Linked DNA regions of Homo sapiens: region 2 is linked to region 1. The links are chromatin contacts, found by Hi-C or POLR2A ChIA-PET in ENCODE. All regions are on one chromosome and are shown on one strand. The core of a region is the stretch at or near the end of the contact, and the rest is flanking DNA. Distances in the headings are between cores, read along the strand shown. Region 1 overlaps DENND6A (DENN domain containing 6A). Region 2 overlaps DENND6A (DENN domain containing 6A).

The links. Hi-C counts contacts between places; a loop is a spot of excess contacts on that map. ChIA-PET counts read pairs that join two places held with the same protein, here RNA polymerase II (POLR2A). Pooled maps may share reads with other maps.
Region 2: a loop to region 1 is called in a map of adrenal gland, with 1.8 times the contacts of the local background. The contact joins two enhancer-like sites. A Hi-C loop is called at or near these places in 3 of 168 maps with a recorded cell type or tissue (adrenal gland, heart left ventricle and posterior vena cava) and 1 of 50 pooled maps. POLR2A ChIA-PET finds 5 or more read pairs at or near these places in 11 of 52 experiments (B cell, GM12878, H1 and 8 more).

Annotation. Positions count from the first base shown.
Region 1 is chr3:57,625,277-57,629,831 of GRCh38, reverse strand. DENND6A (DENN domain containing 6A) reads left to right here. Exons shown (of 20, transcript NM_152678.3): 19 at 947-1,021; 20 at 1,487-4,378. The coding sequence ends at 1,618. It also overlaps a transcript of PDE12 not described here. Among named protein-coding and RNA genes, the nearest start is that of ARF4-AS1, 30 kb to the right of the region's middle. Within about 2 kb of position 1,696, at least 2 of the 41 ENCODE cell types and tissues checked have a DNase peak (open chromatin) inside an H3K27ac peak, as active enhancers do.
Region 2 is chr3:57,669,008-57,673,968 of GRCh38, reverse strand. It overlaps DENND6A (DENN domain containing 6A), which reads left to right. Exons shown (of 20, transcript NM_152678.3): 2 at 1,531-1,569; 3 at 1,671-1,713. Among named protein-coding and RNA genes, the nearest start is that of DENND6A, 22 kb to the left of the region's middle. Within about 2 kb of position 2,612, at least 7 of the 41 ENCODE cell types and tissues checked have a DNase peak (open chromatin) inside an H3K27ac peak, as active enhancers do.

The DNA.
Region 1 (4,555 bases), core at 447-2,946:
AATGTGGACTGGCCGGGTGCAGTGGCTCACGCCTGTAATCCCAGCACTTTGGGAGGCTGAGGTGGGTGGATCACGAGGTCAGGAGATGGAGACCATCCTGGCTAACACGGTGAAACCCCATCTCTACTGAAAATACAAAAAAAAAAAAAAAAATTAGCCGGGCGTGGTGGCAGGCGCCTGTAGTCCCAGCTACTCGGGAGGCTGAGGCAGGAGAATGGCGTGAACCCGGGAGGCGGAGCTTGCAGTGAGCTGAGATCGCGCCACTGTGCTCCAGCCTGGGCGACAGAGCGAGACTCCGTCTCAAAAAAAAAAAAAAAAAAAAAAGCGGACTGATTTTTTTTTTATGTTCTGTATTACCAGCCTATTTTAAATTAAACTACTTGTGAAAATAAAAGGAATAGTCTCACTTTCATTTATATTTAGCTTTAAATGTGAGGTGTGCTAACCTCAGTGTTAACTTTCTACTCATAAACTCCCAGTCACTGTGGCTTTGAGAAAAGGAATATGATGAATGCACCTGCAACATAAGCCCAGGAAGAGCATATCCGAAAACACGAAGTGTACATCCAGTAGTAAATTCATGTTCAGTTCTCTTGATTTGTTAACTAATGTTCCTTATAAATTAGTCACTACTTAGTGGAAGTGGGGGTTACTGTTACAGTTTGAGCTGCAATTTTGTTTTTCTTGCTTGATCTAAAAAAGCCACCTCAGTACATTTTGTTTTACTTCCAAATATGAGACAATTATTCTGGCTAATGCAGAAAATTATCTAACAGTTATTAGAATATTATGAGAATTATTCTTGCACTATAATGCTATATCTGGGTTAAATACTTTGTTCTCCTTTTCCTTCTTGTCTTTCCTTCACAGTAGCCTTACCTATTGAAATAGAGAGGTTTGAATATTATTTTGAGAACTTACTGATTTGGGACTTTATTTATTCTAGGACTTACTTCTCTGGATCCAGAAACACACAGAAGTAGAAACAGTAGACCTTGTCTTGAAGCTGAAAAATAAGCTGGTATGTAGCCAAAACAGCCAAAGATTAAATTGACTTTTCTTTGAAGACATTGTCCTCTCATGTGAGCTGACAACCCATGATAGTTCGCAGAAGTAACTTTTTAAATGAGAGGGCTTGAAATTGGTCAATTGATGGTAGATACTGCTGAAAATACTTGGTCACTGAAACAGACCATAATGATGCCATATTATTCTAACGTTATGTATATAGAATCTAATAAGCTCTATAAAAACATTGTCACTTATATTTCTAGGTATTATTATGAATTTACATAGAAGCCTTTTATTGAGCTCAATAACGAATTGTTTAAATAGAATGCTCCTTGCTTTTTTAGTTTCTGTAATTTCTGGTCTAAGACTGAAAGTATCTAATTGTTAGACCTTTAAAATGGTTTATTTAGAGAATGTAATGTATTAATACAGATTCTGAGGATAATTTAAATGTTATGAAATGTTCCTTATGTAGTTGCAGGCTGATCGAGAGCACTTACCTGTGAAACCTGACACTATGGAAAAGTTACGGACACACATAGATGCCATTATCTTAGCATTGCCAGAGGACTTGCAAGGCATACTGCTCAAAACGGGCATGACATGATATTTGCCAAGATTTTCCAGCCAAAAAGGATTATGCATCATGAAGCATACTGACATTTCAACCAGACGCACAAAGGAGATCTCTCAGTGGCAGCGGAGTGGAAAATTGCCATGAATGCTAGTTACAGGGTAGAAAGACTGTATTGTATAAACAGACCTTTTTAGTGCATTACTTTTTAAAGTGGATATCTGTGGTGGTTCCACTTTAATACTGAAACACCGAAAGGCATTTCTATATTTTTAATCATGTTCTAAAGTGCTCTTATGAGAGACTTGTGGGCCATCAGTATTAGTGATTTCATACTGCAGTGCTGGCATTGCAGATATTTTTTTAAATTGGTGCTGCTTTGCCCAATCATGTTAAAACTCAGGGGGATATAAAAATAACATTCACACTGGCTATCTTCTTAAGAACAGAAAGACTGAACTGTCCTATGGTTAGAAGGAATTGATGCTTATGTAGTGCCTTCTGTTGTCCTACATGTTTCACAGTTCAGCTGCTAGTCTTGAAGCTTTTCCTTAGCTTCATTATGATACGTAATTTTATAAGGTATTCTGTTGAGTGATCATTGTTTAAAAAAAAAGTTTCTTGCTACCCATTGTGTTTATTAATAGACATGATGGGTTTTTTTCAGTTGTCATATAGATTTTCATTATTTTCCCTTCCATTTTCAAAATTTAATGTTACCAGTTTCTCCAAAGACAAGAAGGCATCTAGTATTAATGATGGAAGAGTTTATTTTCTCTTACCCTTTACTAATTTAAACATTAGGCTGGGTGTGGTGGCTCACGCCTGTAATCCTAGCACTTTGGGAGGCCAAGGTGGACAGGTCACTTAAGGTCGAGAGTCCAAGACCAGCCTGGCCAACATGGTGAAACCCCGTCTCTAGTAAAAATACAAAAATTAGCCAGGCATGGTGGCACGCGCCTGTAATCCCAGCTACTTGGGAGGCTGAGATGTGAGAATCACTTGAACCTGGGAGGCGGAGGTTGCAGTGAGCTGAGATTACACCCCTGGACTCCAGCTTGGGTGACACAGTGAGACTGTGTCTCAACAAAAATAAAAAATTAAATAAATACTAATTTAAATATTATTAAATGTTTAAACTAATGAACTTGGCTGCTTTTCAAAGACATTTTAATTATAAATCTCATAATCAGCTATTTTTTTAAACTGAACTATTCTTATTTCAAAGGCATTCATGAGTTTTTTATGTGATACTTATTTGAGTGATGATAAGATTGATTTCTGGCATTATTTGTTTGGTAGCGTTTTATTTTTCCCAACATTAATGTTTCTTAAAACACTTTTCCTACTATTGTTTGACATGGGAACTTTCGCCTGAGTCACTGTCATGGTTAGCTTTTGTTGTTGTTGTTTTTGTTTCTGTTTTGTTTAAACAATACTACCTTGCCAAAAATAGAAGAATGTGATTTGGTAGAGTAGGGTTGTTTGGTTTGTGTTTGAATAAGAGTATCCTACAGAAGCCACTTTTTTTTTTTTTGAGATGGAGTTTTGCTCTTGTTGCCCAGGCTGGAGTGCAATGGCGCAATCTCGGCTGACTGCAACCTCCACCTCCCGGGTGCAAGTGATTGTCCTGCCTCAGCCTCCTGAGTAGCTGGGATTACAGGTATGTGCCACCACGCCTGGCTAATTTTGTATTTTTAGTAGAGATGGGGTTTCTCCATGTTGGTCAGGCTGGTCTCAAACTCCCGACCTCAGGTGATCCGCCCGCCTCGGCCTCCCAAAGTGCTGGGATTACAGGTGTGAGCCACCGCACCTGGCCAGAAGCCACTAACTAAAATAGGCACACATGACACAGCATGTGGTTAATAGCTGTGTCTTGAATTATCCTCTAAATAACCAAATTTAGTTGTATGTATTTGTAAAGGATATGGCTTCAGAAGCTATCTTTTGTTCTCTGTCGATATAACTCTTAAGGGCATTCCTGACCCAAGAAAGACTCCTTGCGTTTGTAACTGTGGTCTAATACCCAAATGTGCCCTGTTCTTATGGATACAGTCTCTTGAAGCATACCTCAAAGTCATAGAGAGAATATGGCATTTGAAAGAAATCGTTTGCCTTGGATCATATGAGTTATTTTGTGAAACAACAGCTGACTTTTCAGAAAAGGAGCAACTACTTTTATATGCTAAAAGTATTTCATAACTTTCTGGGAAACCTTATTTAGGTATAAATGGTCATCTTATTATTTTTCAAAAAGGTATATTTTAATAATTGTACAATTTATATACAGTTTGTGACCAGAATTTGTAAGTTGTTGGTGTCATATCAAGGATCTTTTAAATTATGCCACTACAGGATGTATCATTTCAAGTCTATTTTGCACAGCTAAACAGTAGCAAAAGATGCCAATTAGCATGATAATGGTGTCTTCATTTTTACTGTATTTAACTGAAACCTAACACATGTTGAAAACCATATCATACCTAGTTTATCTCTTAATTTCAAACTATGTACTTGTAAAAATGATGTAAATTTGCACTGGGAACCTGGGAAAGAGTGACTGATAATTTTTGGTGCGTGATTTTTAGATTTGTCTTTTTTTTTTTAAGAAGAATTTGTTACTATGTAAACCCTGACATTAAATGTTTTATCTCTACCAGCATCAGGAGGAATCACTGCTTTAAGGGTATTATGTAATGCCTAGTGCCTTCTATTTACAGTGAAAAAGAGGTTTTGTGAAGGCATTTATGGTCATTACCAAAAACTAAATTAAAGGCCTTGGATTTTAAAGCACTTGGATATTTTGTGTTATTTCTGAATGGGGTTGGACTGCTTGGAGAAAATGCATAGTTAATGAAACTCGTCATTATGAGATTCCTTTTGTTTCCTGCCAGGTTGTTTGTTTTTTTAAGGACTTCAAATGAAAACCCTGTGTACTTCACTATGAACAGGTGAACAGTTCTGTTTAGA
Region 2 (4,961 bases), core at 1,363-3,862, 43 kb before region 1:
GTGAAATCCTCATCTCTACTAAAAATACAAAATTGGCTGGGTGTGGTGGCACATGCCTGTAATTCCAGCTACTCAGGAGGCTGAGGCAGGAGATTTGCTTGAACCCGGGAGGGGAAGAATCACTTGAACCTGGGAGGTGGAGGTTACAGTAAGCCAAGATCACACCATTGCACTCAAGCCTGGGCAACAAGAGTGAAACTCCTTCTCAAAAACAAAAACAAAAAAAGCACAAAAAAAACTTCATTATTGTGGATATATAATAGTTGCACATATATATGGGGTACATGTGATATTTTGATGCAGACATGCAATGTATAATGATCAAATAGAGTTATTGGGATATCCATCACTTCAAGCATTTATCATTTCTTTGTGTTGGGAACATTCCAGTTCTACTCTTTAGTGATTTTGAAATACACAATAAATTATTTTTAACTGTGGTTGTCCTATTGTGCTACCAAACACTAGATCTTATTCCTTCTATCTAATTGTATTTTTGTAGCCCTTAACCGTTCTTTATTCCCCCCTCTCAAACTCTTACTACTCTTCCCAGCCTCTGGTAACTTACCATCATTATTCTATTTTCTATCTCTGTGAGTTCCTCTTTTTAGCCCTTACATATGAGTGAGAACATGTGATATTTGTCTTTCTGTGCCTGGCTTATTTCACTTAACAGTTCTACCCATGCTGTTGCAAATGACAGGATTTCATTATTTTTTTTTTTTCTTTTTCTTTCTTTTTTTTTTTTTTTTTTTGATACGAAATGTCATTCTGTCGCCCAGGCTGGAGTGCAGTGGCGTAATCTCAGCTCACTGCAACCTCCGTCTCCTGGGTTCAAGTGATTCTCATGTCTCAGGCTCCCGAGTAGCTGGGATTACAAGCATGAGCCACCACACCCAGCTAATTTTTGTATTTTAGTAGAGATGGGGTTTCATCATGTTGACCAGGCTGGTATTGAACTCTGCACGTCTCAGCCTCCCAAAGTGCTGAGATTACAGGTGTGAGCCAATATGCCTGGCCTGGATTTCATTTTTTTAATGGCTGAATAATATCCCATTATGTATATGTACTGCATTTTCTTTATCCGTGCATCTGTGAACTATTTCTGAAAGTGATTTGACCATAACCAACTACTATTTTAGACTAATGTTATATATATATATTTTTTTGTTTGTTTGTTTGATTTGAGACGGGGTCTTGCTCTGTCACCCAGGCTGGAGTGCAGTGGCATGATCTCGGCTTACTACGATCTCTGTCTCCCGGGTTCAAGTGATCCTCCTGCCTCAGCCTCCCGAGTAGGTGGGACTACAGGTGCATGCCACCACACCTGGCTAATTTTTGTAATTTTAGTAGAGACGGGGTTTCGGCATGTTGGCCAGGTTGGTCTTAAACACCTGACCTCAAGTGATCCGCCTGCCTTGGGCTCCCAAAGTGCTGGGATTACCAGCGTGAGCCACCGTGCCTGGCCTATAATATGTTTATAACTAATGTTTATAATATGTTTAACAAAATTTAACTCTTTTCTTCCAGGTAATTTATCCTCAGCATTCCAAACTTACTGACAGAGAAGTAAGTAAAAATACTGCTCTGTATAGTTTACTGTTATATTTCTGTTTGTTTTTATTGATTATGTATGTGTCAGCATACATCACTTTTGTTTTCTTTTTCAGAAAACCAATATTTGCTATTTGTCTTTTCCAGATTCAAATTCAGGTAACTGTTTTTCATACAGTGTTTCTGTTTAATTTTATACTAAGAATACTGGTTATACTGTTAATGTATGAAAATTGATTGAAATAGCATATTAGATTGCAAACAGATCAATGATTTTTATTCCTATTTTAATGATGCCTAGTCATGTCATCGTTGATTTTAGTAGCTTCAACTCTTAAAATAACTGTTATGGTGTGATGAGGTAAACCATCAAGGAACAATAAACTCTTAAAATAGTGAAGAGGTTGAAAATCAGCGACATTGGTATATTTGGGATTCGTGGAGTATGTATTAAATAGTTTATATAGTATGTAGTTTACTTTCAGTTCAGAATTTGGGAGCTTACCAGGAACTCTGTAAAAGCAGTGAACCTAAAAAAAGCCAGGATAAATTTGGTTAGGAAGCAAGGCCATAAGTTACGTGCAGTAGTTTATATGGGTTAATATAGGTAAAGCCTTGGCGTAGTGCTTGGTGTATAGAAAAAAACATACAAGGGTCTGTTTATTGTTGAGCTTGGTTTTGTTAGTCTCTTTCAAGCTCTTCCTTTTGTGTGGTCCTAATCGTTGACATCCTTCAGGTTACCTCTTGTGTTTCACTTTCAAACTAGCTTTTCTTGGCTTATAGTGACCAAAACATTTAGCTTCTCAGGCCACACACAGTTATAACCCTATAGCAGAGACAGTCTAGTTTTCTTTCCTTTTGTGGTTACTTCCTTTTTTTTTTTTTGAGATGGAGTCTCGCTCTGTCACCCAGGCTGGAGTGCAGTGACGCGATCTCAGCTCACTGCAAGCTCCGCCTCCCGGGTTCACACCATTCTCTCACCTCAGCCTCCCGAGTAGCTGGGACCACAGGCGCCTGCCACCAGTCCCGGCTAATTTTTTGTTTTTGTATTTTTAGTAGAGACGGGGTTTCACCATGTTAGCCAGGATGGTCTCGATCTCTTGACCTCGTGATCTGCCCACCTCGGCCTCCCAAAGTCCTGGGATTACAGGCGTGAGCCACCACACCCGGCCGGTTACTTCTAATATTGTGCTAGTTAGTTCATTTAATCTGATTTGAGAGATTTGACAGTTAAACAAAATTTTTTTTAGCATTTTCTCCTTTCTGTATAAATGCTTCCAGAATTTTTTTCCTATCCATTTGGAACTCAGCTTTGGTGAACTATATGAAAGAAAAGTGGTATCTTGGTAAATTAGATACTGCCTTTTAGAGATCCCAGTAAGGGGTTTTTTCTGACCTGGAATTATTTTGGTGTTTTTGACCCATTTATGAAATAATGATGCAGAGGTCTTGTAGGAATGTATCTTCATTTCAGTTAACATTTTTCTTATAAAATCTGTACATACACTTCTTATATACTGTGATGGGTTAGATTTCCAGGTCTCAGAGTAAGCTGAGTTGTATGGATTGCAGAATGAACTGACTTTCTGCATGGAATCCCAGTGAATTATGCTGGATGCTCTTCTCTTTCAGATCATAGCTGGTTGTCATGGCTCCTCTCTCTTTTTCACTTCTCTATATGAGCATGAAGGGGATCAGAATATACCACCCCCAAATATACCACTTTGGCTTAAGAATTATTTTGAGTTGAAGGCAACTGAGAAACAGCAGATGCAAAAAGAGCCCTTTACCCTCCCCCTATATGCCTAAAAGCAGGACATACATTTCCTTTTGTGAAGGTGTCACCCCTTCCCTTTCCCATACCAGGAAGAGGAGAAAATTCTGAATCACCAGAGAAAACTCTTTATCACTGGAGATGGTACCAGCTTAATTCTGCATAAATAAGCCTTGCTAAAATAACCCTTATCTTTCATTAGTTTTACCCATATGTTTACCTTCCCACAGATTACCACCCCTAGAAGTCCAAATCCTTTTTCCTTTGTCTGCATTTTAGTTTCTTTTGTTAAAATGGTATCTAAGCTCCCAAGTTTAACCACCTCTTTGGGTTTTTACTTTTTTTCTCTGAAGCCTTTGTATGCATTCGAACTAAATCTTTTCTCGTTAATCTGTTGTCTGTTTATTTCACAGGCCCCAGTTAGTGAACCTAAGATGGTAGAGGAAAAGTCCCCCGCATGCATACATCAAGGCTAAGAAGTTAATTCTGTGGTGTTTAGATAGCCTATATCTAGTTTTATAGCCTCTGCATGTGTCATTATCAAAAAAATTTTTAAGTACTTTTGGCTTATGAATGACCTACAGATTTTTTTTTTCTTTTTTCTTTTTTTTTTTTTTTTTTGAGATGGAGTTTTGCTCTGTCACCCAGGCTGGAGTGCAGTGGCACGATCGCAGCTCACTGCAACCTCCGCCTCCCAGTTCAAGTGATTCTCCTGCCTCAGCCTCCCAAGTAGCTGGGACACCTTTGCCTGCCACCATGCCTGGCTAATTTTTGTATGTTTAGTAGAGATGGGGTTTCACTGTGTTGGCCAGGCTGGTCATGAACTCCCGACCTCAAGTGATTCGCCTGCCTCAGGCTTCCAAAGTGCTGGGATTACAGGTGTGAACCACTGCACCCGGCTGATTTTTTTTCTTTTCTTTTTTTTTGAGATGGAGTCTCGCTCTGTTGCCCAGGCTGGAGCGCAGTGGCGCGATCTCCACTCACTGCAAGCTCTGCCTCCCGGGTTCACGCCATTCTCCTGCCTCAGCCTCCCGAGTAGCTGGGACTACAGGTGCCCACCACCACGCCTGGCTAATTTTTTGCATTTTTAGTAGAGATGGGGTTTCACTGTGTTAGCCAGGATGGTCTTGATCTCCTGACCTTGTGATCCGCTCACCTCCGCCTCCCAAAGTGCTGAGATTAGAGGTGTGAGCTACCACGCCTGACTGATTTTTTTCTCATAGATATTATTTAATGCTTTTTTTATGTGCTGCACATCAAATGAAGTGTGGTTCTTGTGACTTGAAGTATGGTTGGTACAAGGAAAATCTACAAAAGACCTGAAAGCAGGCACTTTGCTGTCTTAACAGATCATCATTGTCCTAGGTAGCAAGAGACTATATGTTTTGTAAATATTTGAAATTGCTATTTTCAGTTGTAGTTATCCATACAGTTTGGTTTTTTTATGTGTTTATTAAATGAAAATTGGAGGCCGGGTGCAGTTGCTCACACCTGTAATCTCAGGACTTTGGGAGGCTGAGGCGGACAGATAACTTGAGATCAGGAATTCGAGACCAGCCTGGCCAACATGGTGAAACCCCATCTCTACTGAATATACAAAATTAGCTGGGCGTGGTGGTGTGTGCCCGTAGTC